Linked DNA regions of Homo sapiens: region 1 is linked to region 2. The links are chromatin loops, found by intact Hi-C in ENCODE. Cell type or tissue: ascending aorta. All regions are shown on one strand. Each heading gives the region's core, and the rest is flanking DNA. Links, peaks and the distances in the headings are about the cores only.

Region 1 (16,066 bases), core at 5,464-13,463, 55 kb before region 2:
TTTATGTTTTGTAGATATGGAGGTCTCATTATGTTGCCCAGGCTGGTATTGAACTCCTGCCCTCAAGCAATTCTCCCACCTCAGGCTCTCAAAGTGCTAGGATTATAAGTGACCAAGACCAGCTGAGTTACCTTTTTGAGGGATGTTCTAAAGTAGACCCAAACACTTTTATTGCCTGCATGCTGTCTTGAATGTATTATTTATTGAGTGAAAGATGATTATAAATCATAGTTTGTATTTACAAAATATTATATGCTTATTTATAGTTATATTTATTGAATACTTTCTATATGAAGCATAATCTTAGAAAAGACACACATTTTCTGCCCTCCAGTTTTGTATGAGAGACGTGTGAGTAAGCCAATGATTACAATACAGCAGTGTAAGTGCTGGAGTAAGCATAGTAAATACGTAAAGACTACCTTGGGAATACCCAGGTCCTACTCCCAGACAAGCAGGGACCTGCCATGTTGTGTTTTAGCAACACAGGATGTTAGTCTGAGTGGCAGTGGGGGTGTTAAGGCAGGTTATTTCTTGTCTGTGGGCCACACCCAGGGGCACATTCTGAGATTTAGAGAATGTGAAGAAATGCCAAGAAAAGAAATAGATCAGACTGTTCAGTCCTTGGGGATTCAGAGATGTGGTTCAGTAGGACCATGCACACCAGAAAATGTGCAAAACTTCATATGTATATGTGAATCTTTTGAAATGAAAGCTCACGGTTTGATCATGTTCTCAAAGGGGCCTATGGTTGCCACAAGAATTAGAACCATTGTTCTAATGTATAAACTGATGGAGGAGGGAGATGAACTGATGAAGTGATCCTGTACCGGGATTTCCCTAGGACTTTTCCCCAAATTACAGAAGTCATCTGTTGCAGATGATACATTAAAAAAATTTGTAAGTCAAACCATACTTTGAATATGCTAGGTTAACTCACTAAGGAAACTTGGGTTGAGTTATTTTGTGAAGTAAGAAATTGAAGAAAAACATCTTTGTGTATTCATAAGTTCTGTTTTTTTTTTTATGTAGCCCTCCTATCAAGATGGCCAAAGCAATACCACTACTGCCACCATGATTACTACTCCAGTGAATTGTTCTAGAAGCTATACTTCATGTTTATTATGTGCCAGATGCTGTACATATGTTTTTCTGATTTTCACAGCAACTATATATGACAGTTGTTATCTGCATTTCCTTTCTTTTTTTTTTTTAAATATACTTTAAGTTCTAGGGTACATGTGCACAATGTGCAGGTTTGTTACATATGTATACAAGTGCCATGTTGGTGTGCTGCACCCGTTAACTCGTCGTTTATATTAGGTATATCTCCTAATGCTATCCCTCCCCCCTCTCCCCACCCCACGACAGGCCCCAGTGTGTGATGTTCCCCACCCTGTGTCCAAGTGTTCTCATTGTTCAATTCCCACCTATGAGTGAGAATATGCGGTGTTTGGTTTTCTGTCCTTGCGACAGTTTGCTCAGAATGATGGTTTCTAGCTTCATCCATGTCCCTACAAAGGACATGAACTCATCATTTTTTGTGGCTGCATAGTATTCCATGGTGTATATGTGCCACATTTTCTTAATCCAGTCTATCACTGATGGACATTTGAGTTGGTTCCAAGTCTTTGCTATTGTGAATATTGCTGCAGTAAACATACGCGTGCATGTGTCTTTATAGCAGCATGATTTATAATCCTTTGGGTATATGCCCAGTAATGGGATGGCTGGGTAAAATGGTATTTCTGGTTCTAGATCCTTGAGGAATCGCCACACTGTCTTCCACAATGGTTGTAATAGTTTACAGTCCCACCAATAGTGTAAAAGTGTTCCTATTTCTCCACATCCTCTCCAGCACCTGTTGTTTCCTGACTTTTTAATGATCGCCATTCTAACTGGTGTGAGATGGTGTCTCATTGTGGTTTTGATTTGCATATCTCTGATGGCCAGTGATGATGAGCATTTTTTCATGTGTCTGTTGGCTACATACATGTCTTCTTTTGAGAAGTGTCTGTTCATATCCTTTGCCCACTTTTTGATGGTGTTGTTTGATTTTTTCTTGTAAATTTGTTTAAGTTCTTTGTAGATTCTGGATATTAGCCCTTTGTCACATGGGTAGATTGCAAAAATTTTCTCCCATTCTGTAGGTTGCCTGTTCACTCTGATGGTAGTTTCTTTTGCTGTGCAGAATCTCTTTAGTTTAATTAGATCCTATTTGTCAATTTTGGCTTTTGTTGCCATTGCTTTTGGTGTTTCAGTCATGAAGTCCTTGCCCATGGCTATGGCCTGAATGGTATTGCCTAGGTTTTCTTCTAGGGTTTTTATGGTTTTAGGTCTAACATTTAAGTCTTTAATCCATCTTGAATTAATTTGTGTATAAGGTGTAAGGAAGGGATCCAGTTTCAGCTTTCTATATATGGCTAGCCAGTTTTCCCAGCACCGTTTATTAAATAGGGAATCCTTTCCCCATTTCTTGTTTCTGTCAGGTTTGTCAAAGATCATATGGTTGAAGATGTGTGGTATTATTTCTGAGGCCTCTGTTCTGTTCCATTGGTCTATATCTCTGTTTTGGTACCAGTACCATGCTGTTTTGGTTACTGCAGCCTTGTAGTATAGGTTGAAGTCAGGTAGCATGATGCCTCCAGCTTTGTTGTTTTTGCTTAGGATTGTCTTGGCAATGCGGGCGCTTTTTTGGTTCCATATGAACTTTAAAGTAGTTTTTTTCCAATTCTATGAAGAAAGTCATTGGTAGGTTGATGGGGATGGCATTGAATCTATAAATTACCTTGGGCAGTATGGCCATTTTCAAGATACTGATTCTTTCTATCCATGACCATGGAATGTTCTTCCATTTGTTTGTGTCCTCTTTTATTTTGTTGAGCAGTGGTTTGTAGTTCTTCTTGAAGAGGTCCTTCACATCCCTTTAAGTTGGATTCCTAGGTATTTTATTCTCTTTGAAGCAATTATGAATGAGAGTTCACTCATGATTTGGCTCTCTGTTATTGGTATTTGGGAATGCTTGTGATTTTTGCACATTGATTTTGTATCCTGAGACTTTGCTGAAGTTGCTTATCAGTTTAAGGAGATTTTGGGCTGAGACGATGGGGTTTTCTAAATATACAATCATGTCATCTGCAAACAGGGACAATTTGACTTCCTCTTTTCCTAATTGAATACCCTTTATTTCTTTCTCTTGGCTGACTGCCCTGGCCAGAACTTCCAACACTATGTTGAATAGGAGTGGTGAGAAAACTGTCTTGTGCCAGTTTTCAAAGGGAATGCTTCCAGTTTTTGCCCATTCAGTATGATATTGGCTGTGGGTTTTGTCATAAATAGCTCTTATTATTTTGAGATATGTCACATCAATACCTAGTTTATTGAGTTTTTAGCATGAAGTGTTGTTGAATTTTGTTGAAGGCCTTTTCTGCATCTATTGAGATAATCATGTGGTTTTTGTCTTTGGTTCTGTTTATATGATGGATTACATTTATTGATTTGTGTATGTTGAACCAGCCTTGCATCCCAGGGATGAAGCCAACTTGATCGTGGTGGATAAGCTTTTTGATGTGCTGCTGGATTCGGTTTGTCTGTATTTTATTGAGGATTTTTGCATCGATGTTCATCAGGGATATTGGTCTAAACTTCTCTTTTTTTGTTGTGTCTCTGCCAGGCTTTGGTATCAGGATGATGTTGGCCTCATAAAATGAATTAGGGAGGACTCCTTCTTTTTCTATTGATTGGAATAGTTTCAGAAGGAATGGTACCAGCTCCTCTTTGTACCTCTGGTAGACTTCAGCTGTGAATCCATCTGGTCCTGGACTTTTTTTGGTGGGTAGGCTATTAATTATTGCCTCAATTTCAGAACCTGTTATTGGTCTGTTCACAGATTCAGCTTCTTCCTGGTTTAGTCTTGGGAGGGTGTATGTGTCCAGGAATTTATCCATTTCATCTAGATTTTCTAGTTTATTTGCATAGAGGTGTTTATAGTATTCTCTGATGGTAGTTTGTATTTCTGTGGGATTGGTGGTGATATCCCCTTTATCATTTTTTATTTCGTCTATTTGATTCTTCTCTCTTTTCTTCTTTATTAGTCTTGCTAGCAGTCTATCAGTTTTATTGATCTTTTCAAAAAACCAGCTCCTGAATTCATTGATTTTTTGAAGGGTTTTTTGTGTCTCTATCTCCTTTGGTTCTGCTCTGATCTTAGTTATTTCTTGCCTTCTGCTGGCTTTTGAATGTGTTTGCTCTTGCTTCTCTAGTTCTTTTAATTGTGATGTTAGGGTGTCAATTTTAGATCTTTCCTGCTTTCTCTTGTGGGCATTTAGTGCTATAAATTTCCCTCTACACACTGCTTTAAATGTGTCCCAGAGATTCTGGTATGTTGTGTCTTTGTTCTCATTGGTTTCAAATAACATCTTTATTTCTGCCTTCATTTCGTTATGTGCCCAGTAGTCATTCAGGAGCAGGTTGTTCAGTTTCACGTAGTTGAGCGGTTTTGAGTGAGTTTCTTAATCCTGAGTTCTAGTTTGATTGCACTGTGGTATGAGAGAGAGTTTGTTATAATTTCTATTCTTTTACATTTGCTGAGGAGTGCTTTACTTCCAACTATGTGGTCAATTTTGGAATAAGTGTGGTGTGGTGCTGAGAAGAATGTATATTCTGTTGATTTGGGGTGGAGAGTTCTGTAGATGTGTATTAGGTCCGCTTGGTGCAGAGCTGAGTTCAATTCCTGGATATCTTTGTTAACTTTCTGTCTCATTGATCTGTCTAATGTTGACAGTGGGGTGTTAAAGTCTCCCATTATTATTGTGTGGGAGTCTAAGTCTCTTTGTAGGTCTTTAAGGACTTGCTTTATGAATGTGCATACTCTTGTATTGGGTGCATATATATTTAGGATAGTTAGTGCTTCTTGTTGAATTGATCCCCTTACCATTATGTAATGGCCTTCTTTGTCTCTTTTGATCTTTGTTGGTTTAAAGTCTGTTTTATCAGAGACTAGGATTGCAACCCCTGTTTTTTTTTGTTTTCCATTGGCTTGGTAGATCTTCCTCCATCCCTTTATTTTGAGCCAATGTGTGTCTCTGCACGTGAGATGGGTCTCCTGAATACAGCACACTGATGGGTCTTGACTCTTTATCCAGTTTGCCAGTCTGTGTCTTTTAATTGGAGAATTTAGCCCATTTACATTTAAGGTTAATATTGTTATGTGTGAATTTGATCCTGTCATTATGATGTTAGCTGGTTATTTTGCTCGTTAGTTGATGCAGTTTCTTCCTAGCATCGATGGTCTTTACAATTTGGCATGTTTTTGCAGTGGCTGGTACCGGTTGTTCCTTTCCATGTTTAGTGCTTCCTTTAGGAGCTCTTGTAAGGCAGGCCTGGTGGTGACAAAATCTCTCAGCATTTGTTTGTCTGTAAAGGATTTTATTTCTCCATCACTTATGAAGCTTAGTTTGGCTGGATATGAAATTCTGAGTTGAAAATTCTTTTCTTTAAGAATGTTGAATATTGGCCCTCACTCTCTTCTGGCTTGTAGGGTTTGTGCCAAGAGATCCACTGTTAGTCTGATGGGCTTCCCTTTTTGGGTAGCCCGACCTTTCACTCTGGCTGCCCTTAACATTTTTTCCTTCATTTCAACTTTGGTGAATCTGACAATTATGTGTCTTGGAGTTGCTCTTCTCAAGGAGTATTTTTGTGGTGTTCTCTGTATTTCCTGAATTTGAATGTTGGCCTGCCTTCCTAGGTTGGGGAAGTTCTCCTGGATAATATCCTGAAGAGTGTTTTCCAACTTGTTTCCATTCTCCCCGTCACTTTCAGGTACACCAATCAGATGTAGATTTGGTCTTTTCACATAGTCCCATATTTCTTGGATACTTTGTTCATTTCTTTTTACTCTTTTTTCTCTAAACTTCTCTTCTTGCTTCATTTCACTCATTTGCTCTTCAATCACTGATACCCTTTCTTCCACTTGATCAAATCAGCTATGGAAACTTGTGCATGCGTCACGTAGTTCTCATGCCATGGTTTTCAGTGCCATCAGGTCATTTAAGGACTTCTCTACAGTGTTTATTGTATTTAGCCATTCATCTAATCTTTTTTCAAGGTTTTTAGCTTCTTTGCTATAGGTTTGAACATCTTCCTTTAGCTCGGAGAAGTTTGTTATACTGATCGTCAGAAGCCTTCTTCTCTCAACTCATCAAAGTCATTGTCCGTGCAGCTTTGTTCCGTTGCTGGCAAGGGGCTGTGTTCCTTTGGAGGAGAAGAGGTGCTCTGATTTTTAGAATTTTCAGCTTTTCTTCTCTGGTTTCTCCCCATCTTTGTGCTTTTATCTACCTTTGGTCTTTGATGATGGTGACGTACAGATGGGGTTTTGGTGTGGATGTCCTTTCTGTTTGTTAGTTTTCCTTCTAACAGTCAGGACCCTCAGCTGCAGGTCTGTTGGAGTTTGCTGGAGGTCCACTCCAGACCCTGTTTGCTTGGGTATCACCAGCGGAGGCTGCAGAACAGCAAATATTTTAGAACGGCAGATGTTGCTGCCTGATCCTTCCTCTGGAAGCCTCATCTCAGAGTGGCACCCAGCTGTATGAGGTGTCAGTCGGCCCCTACTGGGAGGTGTCTCCCTGTTAGCCTACTCAGGGGTCAGGGGCCCACTTGAGGAGGCAGTCTGTCCGTTCTCAGATCTCAAACTCCATGCTGGGAGAACTACAACTCTTTTCAAAGCTGTCAGACAGGGATGTTTCATTATCTGCATTTTCTAGTAAGGAAACCTAGGATCAGACAGGCTGTGAAACTAGTAGTGAGTTTTATGTCCTTACTCTGGACTAGACAGCTGATATTCAGGGGAGCCATGATGTGAACCCAGCATTGGTAGATTCAAAAGTCTATGCTCTTTTCATTGCAGAATCATCTTTTAATTTTTGGTAATGTGGTTTTACTCCAGGTGTGTCTAGTTTCAAATAACTGAAATAAATTTGAACTACTTTTTTAAAAAAGGAAAAGTTGTTTTAAAGACAAGGAGTCTCTTGAGGAACCTAAAGATAGGACTCCAGCTGGCTTCTAGGAGGAACTGGAACTGAGAACTGTTTAGCTAGAGTTCTGTTCCTCTGACTCTTCCCTCCTGTCTTGCACATCTGCTTTATGTTCTGTCTGTAGTTTTCTCTGCTGCTTGTGTAGATGACAGAATATGGGTGCTGCACAGCTTTGACCAGGCACAGAGATGAGCTGTCCCTAAATCCAAATTCCTAGTAGGGAAAATCTGATTGACTCTGCTTCATTTGTATTTTTATTTATTTTTAAGACAGGGCCTTGCTTTGTCACCCAGGCTGGAGTGCAGTGGCACCATCATGGCTCACTACAGTGTTGACCTCCTGGGTTCAAGTGACCCTCCTGTCTCAGCCTCCTAAGTATTATAGCTGGGACTACAGGCACATGCCACCAGCTAATTTAGCCCAGCTAATTCTTTTCTTTTCTCTTTTCTTTTTCCTTTTTTTCCTCCCTTCCTTCCTTCCTTCCTGCCTCCCTTCCCTTCATTCTTTCTTTCATTCTTTCCTTTTTTTTTTTTTTTTCAAGGTCTTGCTCTGTTGCCCAGGCTGGTCTCTAACTCCTGGCCTCAAGCAATCATCCTGTCTTAGCCTCCTAAAGTGTTGGGGTTACAGGCATGAGCCACTGCACCTGGCTGGCTCTCCTTTCAACAGACATCCATCGTGAGTCCAATCAGCTTTTAGCCAAGAAGGCAGAATTACATAAACCAGACATGGCTGCCACTCATGGCACCAGTTTTGACTGGTAGGAATGTGTGACTCTAGTCTTTTCTCACTCATCTGGTATGGCTGCAGCCTATTCTGTGTACTCTGTTACATGGAGAAGTCTAATAGTTTCCTTTCCTGTTTGACCCATGATTATAGCTCTTTGAAGAGCAAATAAGACTAGGACAGGTGTGGCCAATATGCTGACATGTCAGTGATTTTCTTCTTTTGAAACACATCCTCATTGTTTCCACAATCTCATTCCTTATAGCCTGATTTTCCCCCACCCCACCCCACCTGTCTCATATAGGAATACAGTTAGAGTATCTGCTCAAAAGAAATCACCCACTTTCTTTGGAGCTCAACTTTTCACTTGGGCTACAGCTCCAACTGACTCCCTTTGCCAATATAAACCCCTCCCCAAACTTGTTGTGCTTATTCTCTATGATAATGTTGAGAGTCCTTTTCCCAGTTGTCACTACTTATCCAGAAGTTGGTCCACTTTTTCTCATTGGGCACACTGAGAAGAATAAATTCACGAGGGCTCTTAGGAACAAATGGTGGTCACCAACTCTTTTCTCAATTGAAGTAGCTCCAATGGAAGGGGGTCAAATCTCAACACCCAGTTACATACATGTATACTTTCTGTTTTCTTCTACAGCTGTAAAGAAAAGGAAACTCAAGAGGAAAAAATTATTGTTACATTTTTTGTAGGTGGTCCCAAACTTACGAATGTTTAGGGTTCCTAAATGTTTAGCGTTCTAGTTGTTTAGAACTTGGAACTTATTTTATTTTGGATACAATACTGTACTTGCTGCTTTAGGTTTCTAGCCAAACTGCAAATAATAATTTGGCCTACAATATAGCTGATTTGACCTTGAATTATGACCTCGAAATTTACCTTACCCTTAAAATTAGAGTCTGAACTCTTCTGGTCAATAGCCTGAATTCATTAGCTTTCTAGATACTCATTCCCCTAAGCTTCTCTAAAGTTTGGTACTCCCTGGAACCTCTGTTTTCCTCTTACTGTAGAGGAGGTAGGGGGACAACATAGAGGTATGTAAGTGGATGATGGATGTGGGCTCCAGGTATTGAAAGATGTAGTGGCAGTAGATGGTACAAAAAGAAGGATAGGACTGAGTAGAAAGTAGTGAGTTTTATGACCTTAGTGATGCTCAAAAAAAGAGGAGGCTGGTGAAGAGGAATAGGGTGGAAAGAATGGCTGGCTGCAATTGTTGATAAATAGATATTGCATGTAGTCAATGTCTACATTTAAAATATTAACTATTTTTTGTATGCAATTCTTTGAGTTGCTCTTCCCGCCCCCCCCCCCCCATTATTTTTTTTTATCTTACTTATTTGTTTGTTTGTTTTGAGACAGGGTCTCACTCTGTCACCCAGGCTGGAGTGCAGTGGTGTGATCATGGCTTACTGCAGCCTCAACCTCTCAGGCTCAAGTGATCCTCCGGCTTCAGCCTCCCAGGTAGCTGGAACAACAGATGCATGTCTCCACACCCAGCTAATATTTTGATTATTTGTAAAAACGAGGTCTCCCTATATTGGCCAGGTTGGTCTTGAACTTCTGGGCTCAAGTGATTCTGCCACCTTGGCCTCCCAAAGTGCTGGGATTACAGGTGTGAGCCACTGCGCTGTGCCTATCTTTCTTCTCCATTAACCTGCAGTAAATAGAGAATAAATTTTACAGCATTCATCATTTGTTTAGCTGGGTCCCTGAACTTGCCTCCCTGGGATAAGGCACCATGACTGCACAGATCCAGCCAGATAATAGAAGGTGTGCACTGGCTTCTCACTGCATGGCTATGTAGTGTAATCACAGCGTGCCTTTGTGGGGCTCCTGTTTATGTGGCTTTAGTAGATGATTTCATCCTCTTTTCTGACTTGGAACCAGACAACTTTACATTCTCAGCAAACAGATGGACAACAGGGTTGAAATAAGATCTTGTACTGAAATAGTCCTTGAGTCATACTCCTTGACTGTTCTCTCATACGGGAAACTTGCCTCTTCCTTCTTGCAGAAGGCCAAGGCTGAGAATTCAGTGTACTCAGAGTTGCTGGACTCTTTTCTCAATATATATTATGTTGGATATTTTTCTTCTTGGTCAAGATTGAGAGTCTGCCAGTATAAGAATATTATCTAATTTGTTTTGGCAGAACACCTGGCCTTTTGCCCCAAGCAGATGTTTAAAAATAGAACTAAAAGTTTTGCATTAACTTGTTTTTGTCCTCTTTCCAAAAAAGATCCTGACATGAGAAAAAAGGGGAGCTTGATTTTACCTATGGTTTTATTTGGGAAGCAAGGGTGCTCTAGTTCAGGGGTGTCCAATCTTTTGGCTTCCCTGGGCCACATTGGAAGAAGAAGAATTTTCTTGGGCCACACATAAAATACACTAACATTAATGACAGCCAATGAGCTAAAAAAAATTGCAAAAAAAATTGTATAATGTTTTAAGAAAGTTTACAAATTTGTGTTAGGCTGCATTCAAAACCATCTTGGGTCACAGGGCTGCAGGCTGTACAAGCTTGCTCTAGCTGAAACTCACCTGACTTGGTCATTGGCTTCTAGTGTACATTGTGCCAGTAACTGTGTGACCTTGGGAAAGTCAGTTCGTCTTTCAATGCTGTTTCCCCATCTGTAAAATGGGAGTGATAAAACCTCAACTGAAGGGTTGTTGTAAGTATTAAATGAAATGACATTTGTGAAAGTATTCAGATGAGATAATAGTGCTGTATTAACATAGATTTTTTTAAAGGTACAAAAAGAATTATATTAAATCAGTAACATACATTTATATGTATGAGGGAGGGATATTTAAAATTAAAATATTATATAATCACAAGAAAGACCTTGCTCTTCCCTTGGGCATCCAAGAAAATTAAAGCCTGTTTTATATCACCAAAATGAAAAAGACGCTTGATAGAAGTAACAGTGCTCAATGCTTGGAACCCAACTCAATTCATACTCTTGTTAGATAAGTCCAAATTCTAAAGGCTACAAAAATCCTGTTAAATCAAGGGGAAAAAATTAATTTTAGGATAAAGTTATTCAAGATGAAAGAAAGGCATGTCTTCAGTGAGAGAACTGCCTGCTGTCGGATGATATCTTGCTAATGTATTTAAAGATTTTGGACTTTTCAATTTTCTTGATTTTCTGGTAGCCAAATCCACCACCACCCCCTTGCTTTTTCTGCTTGGCTTCATTGCAGTTGATGTTCAGATCAACAAAGGGAGTCACCTTGAAACCAAATGACAGAGCAACTTGAGGCAAATTTAAGTTATTAACATTAAAGATCTGTTTCAGAGAATGGTAATCATAGGCTTGTATGTACGGCTTATATGGTTTCTGGGCTGACTTACGAAGAAAGTAGTTCTTTTCAATCAATTTCTCAAGCTGGGACTTAATGTCAGAAATTTTAGACCAGAAAAATTCTAATAAACTCAATGGAACCTTGGATTGTTTCAAGTAGCGAAGAAAACCCAATTATTCTGGGCACAAAATGAGCAGGGCATGCCCTCTCCCATTTAGGCCTCTGGCTGTTCTGCCCACACAATGAATATATTCCTTAGGGTCATCCGGAGGGTCATACTGAACAATCCAGTCAACTTCAGGAATGTCCAGTCCTCTTGTTGCCACATCCGTACACAATAGTGTTCCTGAATCTGGGTTGCAGAACTGGAAGAATGTGGTTGTACACTTATTTTGCTTTTGCTTTCCATGAATGGCCACGTAGGGCAAATCAATGTAGTTCAGCAACTCATAGGGGTATTTCACGGACATACAAGATGAAAAGAAGGCCATAAGCTTCTTCTTTTGTTTCTTCTTAAGGAATGTAAAGAGCAGAAGGAATCTCTTTTTGGAAGGACAAACAACATATCCCTGCTCAAGACCATTCACTGTTGCATTAGCTTTATCATCATCAACACCAAAATACAATGGCTCCTTTTTCAGAGAAATCCTTGCCAGGCCTTCAACTTTTTGAGTTTGGGTGGCAGAAAAGAGCATAGTCTGTCTACATGTTGGCAAAAGTTTAATAACTTGCTTTAATTCCTCTTCAAACCCAACATCCAAGATATGATCAGCTTCATCAATAACCAGACACTGCAGGTTTTTATACATAAACCCTGGGGTATTCTGCATATGGTCCAGCAGACAGCGTGGTGTGGCCACAATGATGTTGATCCCATTAGCAAGTTTCTGTGCTTCAGCAGATCTGTTACTGCCACCCATTATCAACCCATAGGTATGTACCTGGCAAGTCTTTAGCTCCGTAAGAACACCAAAAGTTTGCATGGCTAGTTCTCAAGTAGGAGAGAATGACTCCCGTTCCATTCCTGGGCATGAACTTTAACTTAACAATGAGTTCAACTGCAGGGATGAGAAAAGCCAGGGTTTTACCACTGCCTGTTTTTGCAGCTGCCAGAAGTCCCTGCCTTCCAGAAGTGGTCTGATACTTTTGTGCTGAATTTCAGTCATGTTTGTAAAACCCATTTCTTTTATTGCCTTCAGAGTGTTTTCATTGACAAGATTATGTAGAGAAACAAATGAAGTATCCTCAAAAGCTCCTGTCAGTCCCAGGGGCAGGCTGGGCACCTCACTATCATCTTCATCATTATCTGGCTTCTCCACATTATTTTCTGTTTCTTTAGGAGTCTCTGCACTTTCTTCTTCAGATTCCCCTTTGTTTTCAGTTTTTGCTTTTTTTGTATCAGGCACAACATCGTTCAGCATTTTTCTCTTTTTCTTCTTCTTTTTCTTTTTTGATTCTGAATTGGGAGACTGCATTGCTGCTTCTCCATTGATTAATATGGTGGATTTCTGGGGAGATTTTTTAACTTTTATATTTTCCACTGCTTCTTGAGACATGTCTCCATTTGGAGCTCCTGATAAGCCCATGTTCATAGAATGTTTTGATTTTTTAACCTTTCCACCTCCCATTGTTTCTTCAGACACATTTCCATTTTGAGTTTCTGATAGGGTCAGATTTGAGGCCCCCTGCAACTTTAGGTTCTGCTGCCGCAATTTGAGGTTCCGCTTTTGTATCTTCTTGCACAGGAGTTTCATCCGCAGGTGAGACATGCTGTCCAAGAAGTGCCTAGACCACGGCGCCACACAGTCAACATAGATTTTTGATATGGTTTGGCTGTATCCCCCACCCAAATCTCACCTTGAATTGTAATAATCCCATGTGTCAAGGGCAGGGCAAGGTAGAGATAATTGAATCATGGGGTGGTTTCCCCCATAGTGTTCTCATGGTAGTGAATAAGTCTCACAAGACCTGATGATTTTATAAATGGGAGTTCCCCTGCCCAAGCTCTCTTGTCTGCCACCATGTAAGATGTGCCTTTGCTTCTCCTTTGCCTTCTGCCATGATTGTGAGGCCTCCCCAGCTCTGCGGAACTGTGAGTCCATTAAACCTCTTTCCTTTATAAATTACCCACTCTTGGGTATGTCTTTATTAGCAGCATGAGAATGAACTAATATAATGTTGTTTAATTTTCAGAGATTAGAACTATCCTTCCTCTATAACAAAATAGTTCATAATGAGCAAGGAGTAATTAATCCACTTAAATATTTACTTATTCTAAACTAAGTATATTTGCTCACTGCCTTTTATTCAATCCTTGCTGGAGAGAGTTAATAATGTTGACCTGTGATTTCATTTTTTTTTTTGAGATCTGCTTGATTTATTCCGATTATTTAATACACAGTGACATAACTGTGATCCCAAAGAGTGCAGAGTTAAAGCCTTCAACTGCAGCTGAGGAGAGGGCAGGAATGGTACACCTGCGGATGATGGTGAGTCAGGAATGATGGGCAGGGGGCCATGACCAGGATAGCCTCCTCCCCAGGGCCTGGGACAGGGGAGTGGCCTGAGGAACAGGACCCAAGGGTAGCCCAGTGCCAGGGAAGGGGTCAGAGACCTCCCCCTGGCCTAGGTCTGGAGCTCAGAACTGCCACATGGCTGAGGGGGCAGCAGCCTGGGAAGGACCAGAGGCAGGGCCAGGAGAGCACCATTTCCTGGGGGGCTGAGGGCAGGGAGGTGCCCTACAGGAGAAGCCAGGAGGGGCCACCTGCTCCTGGGGTGGGGGCCAGGCTGGAGCAGGCTGCAGCAAGAAAGACCTGAGGCAGGTGCAGGGCCTGAGAGCCTAGGGGGATGGTGTGGGGGTGCTCCCAGGGCAGCCTGGCCCAGGGAGCAGTCCTGACTCAGCAGAGGATACCCAGGGAGGGGCTGCAGACCCCTCAGGACCTCCCCTCCTCTCTCCCTGGAAAGGAGCTGGGGAACCTGTAGTGCAAATCTGTGGACCACTCAGTTATGGAGGGAGGCTGTGCCTGAAGGGGGGACACTGGGGTGCGCCCCGTCCACCATCTCGGCCTCCACCACTGTCCTCAGTACAGCCGCTTCTCGTGAGAGCACAGGCCATGGACACCACCCTCGATCTGGGCCAACACGGTCTGCTTCTCAAACTTGAGCCCTCCTGAGTACATCATGGACCAAAGGACAGACAGTCTGTGGCCCCGATATCCTGGCAGCCATGCTGGATGCCCGCTATGAGGTAGGGCATGAACTTCTAAATGGAACCTTTGTACTGGATGGAACACGAGACACCCTGCGTGATCTTCACCTTATCCCCCTCGCTGAAGTATTGTTTCTGGCTGCTGCTGCTCTTCTCCATGGCATCCAGTGAGCCCATGCCCTGGTGCTTCTTTTTTTGTTTTGTTTTGTTTTTTTTTTTTTTTGAGACAGAGTTTTGTTCTTGTTGCCCAGGCTGGAGTGCAATGGCACAATCTCAGCTCACCGCAACTTCTGCCCCCCAGGTTCAAGCAATTCTCCTGCCTCAGCCTCCAGAGTAGTTGAGATTACAGGCATGCACCACCATGCCCAGCTAATTTTGTATTTTTAGTAGAGATGGGGTTTCTCCATATTGAGGCTCGTCTCGAACTCCTGACCTCAGGTGATCTGCCTGCCTCAGCCTCCCAAAGTGCTGGGATTATAGGCATGAGCCACCGCGCCCAGCTCCCCAGTACTTCTTAAGCCGCACCCCGTCTGAGAAGTACTTGCAGGGGGCCTCCGTGATGGCAGCCAGCAGGCAGCCCATCATCACTGTGGAGGCTCCAAGTTCCAGGGCCTTGACCACATGCTCCACGGTCCTATGATGGGCACACCAAAGCGTTGGGCATACTTGGCCACCTTGTACACAGCAGTGCCCTGGGGCCGACCGCAGGCCATCACTTCCTGGGTGATGCAGATGGAGCTGCAGCCCATCCCCACGCGCAGCCCGTCCACACCAGCATCAATCAGGTTCTTTCCCTGGGCTGCTGTCACTATGTTCCCCCCAATCACCTGGAGGTTGGGGTACTTCTGTTTGATGTAATGCACTATGGCGATCTGATACACTTGAGTTCCCTTGGGATGAGTCCAAGATTATGAAGTCGTCGCCCGCCTGGGTGAGCAGGTCCAGGCAGTATTTGCCATCCTCATGAGTGCCCACAGCTGCATATATATGTATATGCTGCAACATATATATTGTCCAAGGTCCTGTAGAAGGACACCCACAGCAGCTGCTCGTGGGAATCCTTGGAGGCCAGCGGGTAGTCTCGGTTCTTCTTCAGGTCGGTGCAGGCGATAATGGCCACCAGCTCATCGAGATCGTTGACGATAGGCAGCTTCCCTTTCTTGCTACGCTGCAGGATCTCATTTGCCTCTTTCAACATCACGCCTGCTGGAGCCACCACCAGCTCGATCCTTGGCATCATCACCTCACTGAGGAGGGTGTTGTGATCCTTCTCAGCAAGAAAGTTGATGTCCGCGGAGGTGATGATGCCCACCAGCTTGCTACCCATGATGTCCGTCTCAGTCATCGGAATGCCAGAGAAGCCATGCCGCATCTTGGCCTCCAGCACATAACCACAGTGTGCGAGGGGCTCAGCACCACCAGGTCTGTGATGAAGCCCCCCTGTTCAAACTTCTTGACCTTCTGCACCTCTTGGCCTGGAACTCTGGGGTGCAGTTGTGGTGAATGAAACCAATACCTCCCATCAGAGCCATCGCAATGGCCATGTCGGCCTCTGTCACAGTGTCCATGGGGGAGGAGATCAGCGTCAGCGGCGTCTTCAGCGTGATCTTCCGGGTCAGGACTGAGGTCAGGTCCACCTCATCAGCTATGAAGTCTATGAATCCTGGGAGAATCGGGACGTCGTTGTAGGTGAGGCCGTCAGCGCTGGTGAAGAGCTGCTGTGGGATGAGCCCGTCCTCAGGCACGTAGCCGGTGCAGCAGTTGCTCAGATAGTCCGCCATGCT
Region 2 (16,066 bases), core at 4,545-12,544:
CAGATCAGACCCTGGCTGCAGCTGCATGGCGGGTCAGGATCTCCCTCTGCCCACTTCTATTCTCCTTACTTCCTTATAGGCATGACTTTGGTGAGAGTATACCCCATACTCTTCTAAATGGAATTCTCCATCCCTGAATCAATTTCTAGGGAACACAGTTAAAGACACAAATCCGTGAATTATTATTTTTCTTCTGGTAATGCCTCCACCTATATAGTCCAGAAAAGTGTTTTTTTTTTTTTTTTTTCTCTGCAAAATGAGCATCTCATGACCTTTACAGGGTCTGCCTTTCATCCCATTGCCTCTAAGTTAACTAATAAAGTGTGATATATTCCTTAAGTGTGTTATATTCCTGCTTTATTAGTATATTTACACAATTCTATAGAAACTGGAAAATTTGGCTAGGTGTGGTGTCTCATGCACTTTGGGAGGCCGAGGCGGGTGGATCACTTGGGGCCAGGAATTTGAGACCAGCCTAGCCACCATGGTGAGACCCTGTCTTTACTGAAAATACAAAAATTTGCCAGGCACAGTGGCGCACACCTGTAATCCCAGCTATTTGGGAGGCTGAGGCATGAGAACTGCTTGAACCCGGGAAGTGGAGGTTGCAGTGAGCTGAGATCTTGCCACTGCACTCCAGCCCGGGCACCTGAGTGAGACTGTCTCAAAAAAAAAAAAAAAAAAAAAAAAAAAACCCTGGAAAACTCTTCTTTTTCTGGGTAGATCTCTTTGAACATACTTTAACATATCTTACCTTCTTGCCATAGGTATATTAAGAAATAGTAACTTATGCCCTCCCCCACCCTCTTGGGTTGACAGAATTCTTTTGGGACAAACTTCACTTGCATAACCTTTTTTTTTTTTTTTTTTTACTTTTTGAGATGGAGTTTTGCTCTTGTCCCCCAGGCTGGAGTGCAATGGCACGATCTTGACTCATTGCAACCTCCGCCTCCTGGGTTCACGCAGTTCTCCTGCCTCAGCCTCCTGAGTAGCTGGGATTACAGGCAGGTGCCATCATGCTGGCTAATTTTTGTATTTTTAGTAGAGATGGGATTTCACCTTGTTGGCCAAGCTGGTCTCGATGTCCTGACCTCAAGTGACCTGCCCGCCTTGTCTTCCCAAACTGTTAGGATTACAGGCGTGAGCCACTGCGCCCCGGCCTACATAACATTTTTTACTTCGATCATAGGCGTAACAAGTACTTTAGGCTTGGTATTCGGGTAAGGGGTGATGTTATAATGTGGAACAGAATTTTATTTCTTTTTACAAAGGAAGTTGTGAAAAGATAGTTTGGTGATCTGTGCTTGTATGTTGTGTAGACTTTTCCCCCCTTAAGCATGCCTTTGCCAAAGTTTAATTCTTCAAACCACATATCAGAATGTAATAGGCTGGCCAAACATGCAAATCATGACCAGAGAGCAGGCAAAAGTTGGTTTCTGATGAGAGAACTTTTCCATTGTTGCCACTAAGTCACCAAAGTTTATGTATTTCTTCTTTTGAAGTTGCACCCTTATTCCAATATTCTCTAAGTCTATTCCCACCTTTGTCCAGACTCTACTGATCCATTTGGTACTAGTGTGTGCCAGGCATGGTGTTAATTGTGGAGCAAGTGGCAGTCATCAGACACAACCAGCCCTGCTGTTATGTGGGCAGTAGACCCTCTGATAAAGGAAGTACAATATGTTATAAAGCATACAGAAACCCACCTAAAATAGACTCAGGGAGGTAGGAGGTTTCCTAAGGGCTGAGACTGAAAGATAATAGGGATTGCTTGATGGCATTGTTGATGGGGCTGTGGGTGAGAACAGTGCTCCAGGGAAAAGAGGCCAGCCACATGTGAGAACACAGAATCAGGGAAGAGTGACCTGCTGAGGAACCAAACCGGAAGATGTTCCTGGGACACATTGTTGGAAGTGTGGGTGTGCTCAGGCAGGAGGCCAGAGAGGCAAGCAGAGACTAGATGGAGGGCCTGGTATGCTGTGTTAAAAAAACATTATGGAGCCACTGGAAGGCTTTGTTTGGGAATGAGATAGGGAGGATGGCGTCGGTACAGGATAGAGAATGGACTGAAAGTGGGCAAGGCTGGAGCAGGAGGAGGGAACCATGGCAGGCTGAAGCAGAGCTCGGAGAACAATGTCCTTATCAACTTAGGATACATGTGTATGGCAGACTGCAGTTTTGATGCCTGGAGTATTTAAATTATTTTTGTGCCCCAATTTCTCTTTTTTCCTATCCATTTGGGATACTGTCAGCTTTCTTTTCTTTTTTTTTCTTCTTTTCTTTTCTTTTTTTTTGAGACGGAGTCTCATTCTGTTGCCAGGCTGGAGTGCAGTGGCGTGATCTCTGCTCACTGCAACCTCCGCCTCCCGGGTTCAAGCAGTTCTCCTACCTCAGCCTCCTGAGTAGCTGGGACTACAGGCACGTGCCACCACTCCCAGGGAATTTTTGTATTTTTAGTAGAGACGGGATTTCACCATGTTAGCCAGGATGGTCTCGATCTCCTGATCTTATGATCTGCCTGCCTCGGCCTCCCAAAGTGCTGGGATTACAGGAATAAGCCACCGTGCCCAGTGAAAGTACATTTTTAAAAATCATGGCTAGTACTCATAGAAGAAATAGGACCCTAAAGTACAAAATAATCATGTTTCAGGGCTCTCTTGGTTTATTACATTGAAGATAATTTTTAATTATAAATGTAACACATGCTAATTTAAAAATAAACCAAAAAACCTCAAAAAGCATGTGCATGATTCATATATATATATATATATATATATATATATATATATTTTTTTTTTTTTTTTTTTTTTTTGAGACGGAGTTGTGCCCTGTCGCTCAGGGTGGAGTACAGTGGTGTGATCTCGGCTCATTGCAATCTCTGCCTCCTGGGTTCAAGTGATTCTTCTGCCTCAGCCTCCCAAGTAGCTGGGATTACAAACATGCGCCACCGCACCCAACTAATTTTTGTATTTTTAGTACAGAGGGGGTTGGCCAGGCTGGTCTCGAGCTCCTGACCTCAGGTGATCTGTCCACCTCAGCCTCCCAAAGTGCTGGGATTACAGGCGTGAGCCACCACGCCCAGCCCACCTGTACTTTCTTCTAGACTCTTTCCCTGTGTACTTACGCACATCACTTAATAGAGAAATGGGATCTTTAACTACAGATACTTTTAACTTGAGTTTTACAAACATAGTACATTGTGGACAAGTTTCTGTGCAAAAATATACAGACCAACCTTCCTTTTTAAGTATTGTATAGTGTTCTATGATATGGTTGTATGAAAATTTATTTAACTGGGCCCCTCCTAAATAATGGATTTTAAGGTTGTTTCTAGTTTTTGCTATTATGAATACATTTTTTTTACTTATATAAATGTGAAAATACCTGTCCTTAGGATAACTTTTTAGAAATAGAATTGCCTAACCAAAATAGATGTACATTTTAAATCAGTATGTGTTACCAAATTACTGTTCCAAACTGTTGCACCAGCTTGGCAACTCCACCAACAGAGTAGGAACAGAGGCCTCTCTTTTGACACTCCGGGTATTTTCCAACTTTTCACCTTCTGTAATCTGGTATGTGAAAAGAACATATCTCATGGTTTAATCCATACTTCCTCTTTTTAGGAGGAAGCAAATTGTTGTAAGAGAAGCTCATCTCATGAATCTATCTTTAAAAAACATACAGTATGCTCAGTGCCAGTATAGTTTCAACTGATTTTATACCTTGGTATTAATAGTAATCAAGTTAGAAAAAAATGGGCCATATCTAGAAAAGTATATTACACATAGAAGACATGAATGAATGAAAAAATGGTGGTGTTCAGACTGAGGGAGATGCCTTATCACACAAAAAAATTCATGTCCAGTGACAAAATGTTACTAAGTAGGTAAAGGAGGTTTAAAAAATTTAGGCAAGTTGAAAAAGGGTGGTGAGTTAACTAGAAAATTCAGTTTTTTAAAATCCCATTTTCTGTATATTTCAGTTCATTAAAGATTGGTTATATAAGGCTTATCTATGTGGATTCCAGATATGCAGTGTACCCCTTGGAATCAGGTGAGACACAGTGCCTCATTTCCATGGAAATACATGGCTCTGTGTTAACTGAAAGCCTCCATGGTTTTGAATCATTTCCCACCCACAGTAAGGAGGTCTTTTTGGTTTGACTCTTCTGGAAAATATGTGTGAGGTATTTACTACATGAATGTAGGGTATTTTTTCAATCTGCTTAAACCTCATTTTATTCATCTGTTTAAAAAAATTACGGAAGGAAAAGCAAGGGCATTTGAGTACCTTTCATATAATATGTAATATGCAAGGGTACTATTTTTTCCCCCATTTACTCTTCCAGTTTACAGATAAACCAATTCAGAGTTAAATAACTTGCCCAGGATCTGTAATGTTAATCCCTACATCATAGTGTCGTTTGGAAGAAATAAAAACAAGCTCTGTGAAAATATATAATGTATGGCCTAGCACATAGTATGTGGTTCCTAAATTTTTTTTGTTAGCATGAAAATGGATGAAGGCCCATATTTGGCTTTTGTGATCTTAACCTGAAATGTCTAAAGCTTGACAATAGCCTATAAAATGCAAAATTGACAACTGGCTACTGATTTTATATACGTAAAAGTTTAGTCAGTACAAAACAAATGTAAAGAACTACTGGTTTAAAAAATCCAAGGAGTTTTTCAGAGAACAGAAAGTATGTAATCAGAATATAGTGGTGGCCATGGCCTCATATTAGAGATTGAGCATGAACATGAGTGTTCTGTGAACTTTCCACTGTGTGATTTCGGGTAAGTTATTTGAGGAAACCAAGGCCGAGACATTCAGAGGTCTGATTTACACAACTGGAAGTTCCCAGTGCATTTAGCATATTTTCAGATGTTGAAACTGAAGTCAAGGTTCAAGGCCAGGCATTCTGCCTCAATGACTGATGTTCTCCCACCCTCCAGGCGCATTGTGTCTGTGGAAGTTACTGGTGTTCTTAAGAGGACCTCAGTCTGACGGTTGTTTCCAAGTGATTCTTCTGTGTTGAGGGTGTTTAATGCATGGGTTACTGCAGAGCACAGAGACCTTTTCTGCAAATGGAAAAAAATATTATAGCTTAACATCTGCTTTCCCTAGGTAATGTGTTAATTAAAGATTGTTTTAATATGGAATGATGTCTAGCCTTTGAAAAACTTTATCTTACGGTTTATGGTATTGATAACCTTCAGAAAAGGAAGACTGGTTCAAATTATGTCAATTAATATGAAAAAAGCCCACTCAATATGAAGCCCCTTGACTTCTAAAAACTTGCTTTTTAGAAAATGTTAAAAAAAATTCCAGGTTTTGCAGGATAAATCCTCGGGGGAATATTGTGAGGTGAGGAATAGTCGTGGTCTTGATGCAATGTAACTTATAATTAGAAAGATGCTGATTTTGCTGTGGAGTCATTGAATATCATTATTTCAAAATAATTTTGAATAAAATGAGATTTCTAATAACCAACCTAGTCATTGTCCAACCTTTTCTACTTTTTCAGAGTTCAGTTCTCTTAAATCTAAGAGATTCTCTTTTGTAATGTAGCTCAAGAGGAAGTTTAAGGGTTAGGTCTATTCTTAACTGATGTCCCTTGTTCCTATCATTCCATGTATAGAAATAATATCTTCTTGAGGAAACTGTTAAGCGTCACTCTTTCCCAACTTTTGGGTCATTAATATGAGCTATTTTGCATGCTGGCTTTGTAGGTTATATCCTGTAGGAAAAAATGTTGGTGATGAGTTAGCTTTATTCTGTCACTTATACAGTGTTAATATTCTTTTAAAATTTCAAAAATTCAGATAGTTATTAATATTGCTACCACTAGTTTTATTTAAAAATGTTTTAATTTGTATAGATACGTAGTAGGTATATATATGATTAGTTTTAATTAAGATATTATTTCATTATAATTTATTCAAACTGGTTTAAATACTGAGACAGATTTTATTTAAAATATAGGATTTCTGCTTTTAAGCAGTATTAAAATCTGAGATTTGATGAATGGTATAAATTTTATCTTTTGCTTTTAGTTTTAAAATATTGTACAACATCCTGTTTCTATTCTTGAAGGTGAAAAAGAACAAAAACTTTTAAAAAGATGGAAAAAATTGTACAACAGTTTGTTATGAAACAAGATAAAGATTTTTACAACAAATACCTGTAGAGTTATCCCTTGGTATCTTCAGGATATTGGTTCCAAGCCCCTTCCCACTCCCCACCCCAAAGATACCCAAATTCATGAATGCTCAAGTCCCTTATATAGAATGGTGTAGTATTTGCATGTAACCTATGTACATCCTCCCATATACTTTAAATCATCTTTAGGTAACTTATAATATCTAATACAATGTAAATCTATATAAATGGGTTTTCTACTGTATTTTTTGTGTATTTCTTATTGTGATTTTAAAAATATATTTTCTGTCCGTGGTTGGTTGAATCCATGGATGTGAAATCTGAGGACGGGGGGCTGACCGTATACCAACTATCTCTTAGATTGTGCCTAAGTCCTTTTGTGTTGATATAACAAAATACGCGAGACTAGGTAATTTATCAACAACAGAAATCCACTACTCATAGTTCTGAAGGCTGGAAAGTCCAATATCAACGTGCTGGCAGGATTGGTGTCCCGTGATGGCGGCTCTCTGCTTCCAAGATGGCGTCTTACTGTTGCTTCCTCTGGAGGGGAGAAATTCTGTGTCCTCACGTGACAGAAGAGATGGAAGGGCAAGAGAGCACTCCCTTTAACCTTGAGCCCTTTCATAAGGGTGCCAGTTCCATTCATGAGAGTGGGGTCTTCGTGACTTAATCACCTCCCGTGGGGGTTCAGTTTTAACGTAAATTTTGAAGGGGACACCATCATTCAAATCATAGCGGATTCTAACATTAACTTTTTGCTTGCTTTATCACATATCTCTCCGTCTGTTTAGCCTGCTGTCCTTTGCATGGTGTAGTTTAATATTCATTCTGCATTCTCTAGTGGAATGTGAGTACTCAATGTGTTTGCTTAGATTGGGTTGAATGGTTATATTTTATTCAGGTGACTAGCATAGCCGTACCTCATGGTTGAAGGGGTTTCTTGAACCTTTACTAACTTGGGTTTTGTTTTTTTTTTCTGTGTTGCTGGGACCTTAAGTGCACTTTTAGAGATTCAGAAGCGCTAACAGTTCAAGCAGAGACTCTAATAGTAGGAGGAAGAATGAAATGACAAATGAATTCAGTGGAATCTGGCTATGCTGAATCCGTGGTATGCTTATTCTCACTGCCTGTGCTGGGTCTGTGTGCTAAGGCTTTGGTGTCAGCTGAGGGCTTACAGTTCTGAAGGCTAATGTTTCTTTGGAGAAAGTAGAAGGATGTAAACTTGGCAAGCCTTCTTGTTTTCTTTCTCCTGGAATGGTCAGTTACTTTTCTGAGCATACTGTGTCATAAGATAGCACCTGGGCCAGAGGGATCTCTTTGGGATTAGTATAAAAAGTGGGGCCTCCTTCTGTTAAGAAAGGCAGCACAAGTGGGACAAAAGGAAACTCCTCTGAAAGGTTAATGGATGAGTGATTGAATTACTCAAATTGGAAGCAGATTTTTCCAACGCTAGTGCCAGTTCACTGCTCTGATTGGAATGTTCTTCCATTTTAGCAAATTTGTTTGGCTTTCTTGTGAAGCCTGGACCAGGCTGCAGCATTTCCAATGGGTTTCTCTTCAGAGCTATTTCTGTCATAGAGTTTCTTAATTTAGATATTTCATGATCATTTGAGATAAAGATAGACGTGTTTGATCACTCTTGGTTGGTGGGAACTGGAGGTACTTTTGATTGGAGTCCAGATTTAATCTCCCATATTGAATGACTGTCCTCAAACTTACAAGGTGGATCTTAGTAATCTTTTCCAGAAAATGTAACGGCACTATTTTGGGCTAAAGTATTTAAAGGCTCTCAATCAGAGTTTTAAATTTTGCATATATAATTTCCCCCTTAAGCTTCCTTTGCTGTTTCTTTTGGAACTAGCTGAATGCTTGTATTCTCTATGGAGAGGTTGGGTAGAAAAGAGTGATGAGGGGCATAAAAGTATCTTCCCTGATTAGAATGGAGGGCATGGGTGGTACTGAACTAGTGGTGCTTAGACTTGGTTGCAAATGGGAATCACTTCAAGAGTTTAAAAATATTGATAACAGTTCAGCAAGGTGGCAGAATATAAGATCAATGTACAGAATCAATTGTATTTCCATATACTAGTAAGAAATAATATAATTGCATTAATAAGAAAATAATTCCATTTACAATATCATTAAAAGGAATAAAATATTTAGGGATAAATTTACCAAAGTAGAAAATTCTCTGAAAACTGCAAAATACTCTAGAAAGAAATTTTAAAAGACTAAATAAAAGATATCCCATCTTCATGGATTGGAAGACTTGTTAAGGTGGCAGTACTCCCCAAATGGATTTACAGATTCAACACACCTCTTGTAAAAATTCCGACTAAATTCTAGGCTTATCCCAAAATTCCTATGGAAATTTGAGCAACCTAGAATGGTGAAACAATCTGGAAAAAGAACAGAGTTGGAGAGCTCTATTCCTCATTTCAAAACTGATTACAGAGCGACAGTAATCAAAACATTGTGATACTGTCATGAGGATGGACAGATAGATCAATGGAATAGAATTGAGAGTCCATAAATAAATAAATAAATCTTATTTTTTGTCATTTGATTTTCAACAAGGGTGCCAAGACAATTCAAAGAGGAAAGAAATGTTTTTCAGCAAATGGTGCTGGACAACTGGATATCTGTTTGCAAAAGAATTAAGATGTCTGTGATCTTCCTCATACCACAGACAAACATTAACAAAAATGGACCATACACCTATAACAGCTGAAACTATAGAACTCTTAGAAGAAGAAAACATAGGAAAATAGAAAAATTTTCATGATCTTGGGTTAGGCAAGACATTCTTAGATGTGACACCAAAAGCATAAGCGACAAAAGAAAAAGCAGATAAATTGGACTTCATCAAAATTAAAGACCTTTTTGCTTCAATGGACATCATCAAGAAAGTTAAAAGATAACTCACAGAATGGGAGGAAATATTTGCAAGTCATATCTCATAAGGGATACAGCTAGAATATATAAAGAATTCTTACAACTCAGTAATGAAAACACAAATAACTCAGTTACAAATAGATGAAAGTATAGATAGTTCTGAATAGGGACTTCTTCAGAGATGATGTACAAATTACCAATAAGCATGTGAAAAGATGCTCAAAATCACTAGCCAACAGGGCAATGCAAATCGAAACCACAATGATATTCGACTTCACATTAAGATGGCTATAATAAAAAAGACAGAAAATAACGAGTTTTGATGAGAATTTAAAGAAGTTGAAACTCTCATACACTGCTGGTGGGAATGGAAAATGATGCAATTGCTTTGGAAAATCATCTAGCAGTTCCTCAAAAGGCAAAGATAGAGTTACCATATACCATACCTACTCCTAGGTAAATATCCAAGAGAAACGAAAATGTATGTCCACATGAAAACTTGCTCATAGCAGCATAATTCATAATACCACTCAACTGGAAACAACCCAAATGTCCATCAACTGATGAAAGTATAAACAAAATGTGGTATATTCACACAATGGCATACTATTCAGCAATAAAATAAATGAAGTACCAATACATGCTACAACATGTATGAATCTTGAAAACATTATGCTAAGTGAAGCCATTGACAAAGGACCATATATTGTATCATTCCATTTATATGAAATGTAGAGAGTAGGAAGATCTATACATACAGAAAGTCAAATGGTGGTTCCCTAGGGCTGTGCATGGAGGATCTGGGGGAGAAATGGGGAGCATGTACTAATGGGCACAGAGTTTCTTTTGGGATTATGAAATGTTCTAAAATCAAATTTGGTGATAGTTATACACTGTGAATATACTAAAAATACTGAATTGTACACTTTAGATGGGTGCATTGTATGGGTACGTGAATTATATCTCAGTTATAGATATCTGAATTATATCTCAATAAAACATGACATAATATAAAATATATAATATTTACATATCATATATAATAATGCTATATATATAATATACACTGACACCTGGATCCTTCTCTTAGAGAGTCTGAATTAATTGGTCTGTGGTATGGCCTGGGCATTGGACTTCTGGAAACCTTCCCAGATAATTCTATTAAAAAGCTGATGTGGAGAATCTTTGACATGGGTCTTGGTACTTACAAGTGTGGTTTGTGTGCCAGTGGCACCAACGAGACCTGGGAACTTACAAGGAGGGCAAAACCTCAGACCCCACCCAAGATCCACTGAATCAGAATCTGCATTTTTGATGGGATCCTCAAATAACTTGGATGGACATTCAAGTTTGAGAAACATTGTCAGTAAGGTAGTTGAATAGTAAGGCAGGCGAATGTTATCTCTGAAGTTCCTTATCCTCTGTCCATCCACCCCTCCTCCTCCTGCCTATGGCTTTTTATTAAGGATACCCTTCCCAGTAGTGTCCCATATCTTCCAGTGTTTCTTGTCCATAAAAACATACCAGGCTTAGATCATTTTCTTCGGGGGCACTGCTCTCTGCTAGGGAACCACTGGCCTTTTGGGATATATTCTCCTGAGAGCAAATAGGCAGTGGACTAGCACAACTGGTTCTATATAGCAAATGAGGCGACCCAGGAAGAAAGTGTAGAAAGAAGAGAGTTTAGGTCCTTTCCTGAAATTCCAGCATTTAAAAGTTGAGTTGAGGAAAATGCAGAAGATTGAGAAAGAGTGACTAGAGAGGAAGAATGAAAACCAGAAGAGTATGGGATCCAGAAGACAAGGGGAAAAAGGGTTTCAGGAAGGTGGGAGTGGTTAGCTGTGTGTGATACTGCTGTTGAGAGGTTGGGAAGGAAGAAATGTGTACTGGATTCAGTGACCTAGAGCCACTTCAGTTGAGTGGCAGGGAGGAGTTGGGATGGGATTGGTGAAGGAGTGAGGGAAGACAACTCTTTCAAACATTTGATTGTGAAGAGTTGAGGAGTGAAGAAGGCAGTATACAGCCAGGAAGAGGAGTGAGAGAGGGCTGTTCTATGCTGTTTTATTATGACTTTTCTTTGATTTCTTTGATTAGGATATTTTGAACATGTTCAAGTATAGACAGGACAAAATTCAAGACATAGGAAAGAAAACAGGTAATGAATAGGTAAATTTCCTGAAAGGCAGGAGGAGATGGGAACCAGAAAAGCAGAGTTGGCTCCTATGTGTCAAGAAAAGAAGAACAGAGGATGGATGTGTGTTTGGGTGGGTTCATATGTTTCAGTTATCAGAGGTGAAGGAGCTTGGCCACAAAGTTGAGCACAGACTGAGTATCCCCTATCTCCTTATCTGAAATGCTTGGGACCAGTAGTGTTTCGGGTTTCTGATTTTTTTTTTGATTTTGGAATATTTGCATTATACTTACTAGTCTACCATCTCTAATCTGAAAATCTAAAGTCTAAAATCCTCCAATAAGCATTTCCTTTGAGCACCATATTGGTGCTTAAAAAGTTTTGGATTTTGGAGCATTTCAGATTTTGGATTTTCAGATTAGGGATACTCAACCAGTAAGTGCTGGATTCAGGCTTCCAGCTCTCAGAGAAGCCTGAGTGTCTACTATGTGCCAGGTCCTGTGATTGATTAGGTGCTTGTAGGGGACATGAAGAGGAGCAGATATAATCTAGATCTAGAAGGAGCTTCTAGGCTATAGAGGAGGCAGGCAAGTTGATAGTCATTTGCAATGCAGCATGCTGGGCGTGCTACATTGCTCATGTGTACAATAAACATCTGGTGTTACCTACGGTCATCATAGAAAGGTTGGCAAGTAGAGGAGGAAAAGCCAAGTCTTCTGGAGAATTTGGGGAGCGGGGGAGGTTGCATCATTTATAAAATTCCTTCTGGATAGTCTGATATTCTAGTATGTCCCCAAGTGAGAAGGCAATACCACCAGCCTCACTGCTATTGAGAATCAGTCCATTCTCCCTCCTTTTGATGATTTTATGTGGCTTCCTTTTGAAGGGGAAAAGAATTGGAACTTAATATCAAACTATTTTAAAATTTCCTTTATTAGAGTCTTACGAAAACTTATACAAACATGATACTAAGTAGTATATAAGCATATTTAGGCATATATCTCTTAAAGAATAAGAACACCACAATAATTATACAAACTTAATATTGATTAAAATTACAGACCAATAAGGCCAGGCATAGTGGCTCATGCCTGAGATCTTAGCACTATGGGAGGCTGAGGCAGACAGATCACTTGAGCTCAGGAGTTCAAGATCAGCCTGAGCAACATGGCGAAACTCTGTCTCTACCAAAAATACAAAATAGCCTGGCATGGTGGTGCGCACCTGTGGTCCCAGCTACTCAGAGGCTGAGGTGAGAAGATTGCTTGACCCCAGGAGGCAGAGGTTGCAGTGAGCTGAGATCGTACCACTTCACTCCAGCCTGGGTGACAGAGTGAGAAACCATCTCAAAAAAAAAAATTATATATTATACACACACACACACACACACACACACACACACACACACACACATATATATAAAATAAAATTACAGACCAATAAAATGTAAGTTAACATTAATGTGATGAGTGATGTTTAACTTTGGGTAAATTGCTTTTTCCAGTTAGGCTCTGAGTTTGATGTGTTCCAATGACTAAGTGGTAATTCAGTGATCTTGTCACCTTTCTCTGTTGGAATCACTAAAAATTTTGACGTGTTCAGCATTCACTGGGCCCAGATTCTTCTCTTCTTTTTTTCATTTGCCTGTGACAATGATAGCACCCCTACGTGGCAAAGCAGGGTGGCACCACAGACCAAGGGTTAGCACGGACACTGGGTGGAAACAGGAAATTTCCTGAGGTGGTTCCAGGCATGCTTTTATTAAGAGCATTGAATAAACATAAAATGGGGAAAATCTTGCCATGAAGAACTCTTGGGTTCCCAAGAATACACCTTTGCACGCAGTTTGAAAAATACAGTGCGAGCTGGGCCTTAGGGTGCTATGAGGGCAGACGGGCTGGGTGTGCTGCCACACTAGGGGATGAGGCAGGGAAGGCTTCTGGAATGAAAAGGGATGAGGGACGAGAACTGTCAAACCAAGGTCTCTTTTAAACTGTGCTTATTTATGGCTTGCTGTTTGATTTGGTGCTTTTTCCTTTAATCATTTGGTGCCAGGTTTTCCTATCAGTCCTTTCATGTCCTATATGGTTGGCCAACACCTACAAGGGGGAGGTTGGTCACCTAAGTAATCTCATATTGGTGAAAAAGCCAAGGTATCTGAAAGGGGTTTTGTAAGAAAAATTTTAGGATCGGACTATACCAGGAAACAGCTTCCTGCCTAGCTATAGGTTGTTAATTTGTCTGAATATTTTCAAACCAGGATGCTTTTGGTGTGTTGGATAGGCTTTTGAGTAGGGAGAGATACTATCTTGAATTGTGCTAATAATTTAACTCAACAGCATCTAACAAAGGCAGTCTTATTCTTGGATCATGTGTACAGATCATAGTCTGAAGTGGAATAAGCAGAATGTTGTTCTCAGTGTGAGATGTTATTTAGAACACACTGGAAACATTGTGATGTCATTGTGCACTGAGGCAGGGAAATGTTAGTCTACATTTTATGGAATATGTACTTCAGTGTTTGCATTGTACCTGGAGTGATAAAAAGCAAAACAGGTACTCAAGACCTGTCTGGGCTTTGGCCTTTGGGCACATTCCCCCTCATCACCTTCCTTCCCACTTGGCTGAGCTATGGATGAGAAAACCTAGGTCAATAGTTCACCAACTCACCTTCAAGCCAGGTGGGCTGACAAGTCCTCCTTTGACCACAGGACCCCAGCGCCTGCATCCAGAAGCATCTAAGATCCTGGAAGTCAACTTAAATTTTCAATGAATGGGCCAGTTGCAGTGGCTCACACCTGTAATCCCAGCACTTTGGGAAGCTGAGGCGACAGGATTCTTTGAGCCCAGGAGTTTGAGACCAGCCTGCTTGGGCAACATAGACCCAATTTCAATCAATCAATCAATAGTCGAGTGTAGTGGCAGGCATCTGTAGCCTCAGCTACTGAGGAGCTGAGGTGGGAGGATCACTGAACCCAGGAGTTTGAGGTTTGCAATGAGCCATAATTGTGCCACTGCACCCTGGGCAACAGAGCAAGACCCAGTCTCAAAAAAAAAAAAAAATCAACTAATGGCACTCATTACCTCCTTCCTCTCAACAGTACCTATTCTCTTACCTATTCACCTCACCCTCATGAAGCTTTTCTAAGGTTCCTATTTGTCTGTGGACTTTCATTTCTGCATGCCTGCCTATTCAGAAACATCTATTCCATTCTCCAATTATACTTTACGTTTGCATACCTCTTTTCACTTTTCAAAGTGAATGGGGGACTCTCCATTTTCCCTGAGAGCAGCTTAGACAGGTGATATTGTCCCATTTTATAAATGAGAGCACTGTAGCTAGAGAGGTTAATGACTGGCTCAAGATGTAGAGGAGACTTTAGAGCTTGTGCTTCAACCTACATGGCTGGAATCCAGTTTCATTGGCTATAGATTATAATGCTTTATTTTTTCTTAGAAAAAAAAACTTTAGGTAGGGCATAATTTAGTGATAGAGAATGAGGAACTATATAGTACGTTTTTAAAAATATACATATATTCCCTGCCCACTCCTGTGATTTGTTCTTGGGTAGGTACATAGTAGCTTTGTCTTAACACTGTGACCCTTTTTGCCATGTCCATCATAATAGGTGAGAACACCTTATATGAAGAATGCCTGTGACTTTGGTACATCGGAATCTGATACCCTTGAAAGGGGTCTAGGAGACACCTGTTTCTGAGTAGATTCCATTGCATACAATTCATAGACTCTCAGAGTTGGAAGAGACAATATGAGTCGTCTGGTTCACCAGGTGTTTGGTTACATTTTTGGTTAGATCCCATATGAATCCTTAAAGGTTGTGGAGTGAGTTTGACGAACAATCCTTATTATTTTGCATGACCCTTCATGGCCTAAAAATAATTCTGTGTTTTACCAAACTAAGTAAAATGTTGACTATACAAAAGAAAAAGGTTTTTTTCCCTTGGGTCATTTGGGTTTTGAGATGTTCTATTTGAAACATTTTCCTTACAATTTGTTACCTGTTAAGAAAATTGCTTATTTAAATATCTGTTGAATGCTACTTAATAAATGTAACTTTCAAAATGTGACTAAATGGTGGTAGTTTTCTTTGTTAATAGTGATTATTTTATTTTGCCATTGTTGCATTGCTATAATTTGTTTTCATTTTCTTTGTTTCTCTCTTTATAAGCTAGATGCCAGTTTTCCCCCCTAGAATTGTTAACCATTTACCTGTGTTTTGTATGACATGCACATGGGATTCATGTGAACGTTTTCACTTATTTTGCACTTTTTAGCCAGAGATACAGAAGAAGAGAGGGACACTCGAGATTAAATGTTTTAGTGAAAGTTAATGGGCAGCATATAACAAGCCTGGGGTACTTGAAAATTCAGTAAAAAGCAATAACTAGGGCTGGTTGTTTTCCCTCTTTGCCTTTGAATAGAAATGCATGCCCACACTGATGGAATGTCAAGTGCCTGTGCTGTAGGACTACTTAGCAACCTGCCCTTACAAATCTCTATCTTGAACCAGTGTTTCTTAGCATTAAAAACAAAGGGTATGTGTACTTAAACCCTGGAGTCAGTGTACAGAGGTCTAACTTCTCACCCAAAATCGTGGGTCATATAATATTGTGGCCAGGAGAGTGCTTATAGGAAGTTTCAAAATTCATTTAGTTGATATATTGTGGTTTGTAGTGTACCTAGGAACATTACATTATTAGTAAGAGGCACATCCATTATAAGCTCTTGGGAAGGTGTATATTTCAACTTAACACATTTGCAGTTATATTTGAAATGAATGTGTTTGCCTATAAGGACTCACTTAGTATCTTTAGTTCCTATTTAATGCTAAACTTATTCTGTAGACCCAA

Evidence for each region. Hi-C counts contacts between places; a loop is a spot of excess contacts. Peaks named below come from ENCODE experiments on the same cell type or tissue, not always from the same donor. Only the 100,000 strongest peaks of a DNase experiment are listed, where the experiment ranks them.
Region 1: a loop joins it to region 2, with 2.5 times the contacts of the local background. A loop is called at or near these places in 3 of 110 quality-filtered maps.

Annotation. Positions count from the first base shown.
Region 1 is chr6:18,352,581-18,368,646 of GRCh38, forward strand. It overlaps the pseudogene DDX18P3 and the pseudogene IMPDH1P9. Among named protein-coding and RNA genes, the nearest start is that of RNF144B, 27 kb to the right of the region's middle. In ascending aorta, for the core only: no CTCF peak of the experiment used is centred there; a DNase peak (open chromatin) is centred at 9,588; H3K27ac peaks cover 1,851 bases.
Region 2 is chr6:18,408,710-18,424,775 of GRCh38, forward strand. All of the region lies in intron 2 of RNF144B (ring finger protein 144B), which reads left to right. LOC124901271 (a long non-coding RNA gene) reads left to right here and starts at 12,582. Exons shown (of 2, transcript XR_007059487.1): 1 at 12,582-13,750; 2 at 14,824-15,283. RefSeq lists an enhancer at 5,923-7,122. In ascending aorta, for the core only: no CTCF peak of the experiment used is centred there; DNase peaks (open chromatin) are centred at 7,381 and 7,632; H3K4me3 peaks cover 891 bases; H3K27ac peaks cover 1,556 bases.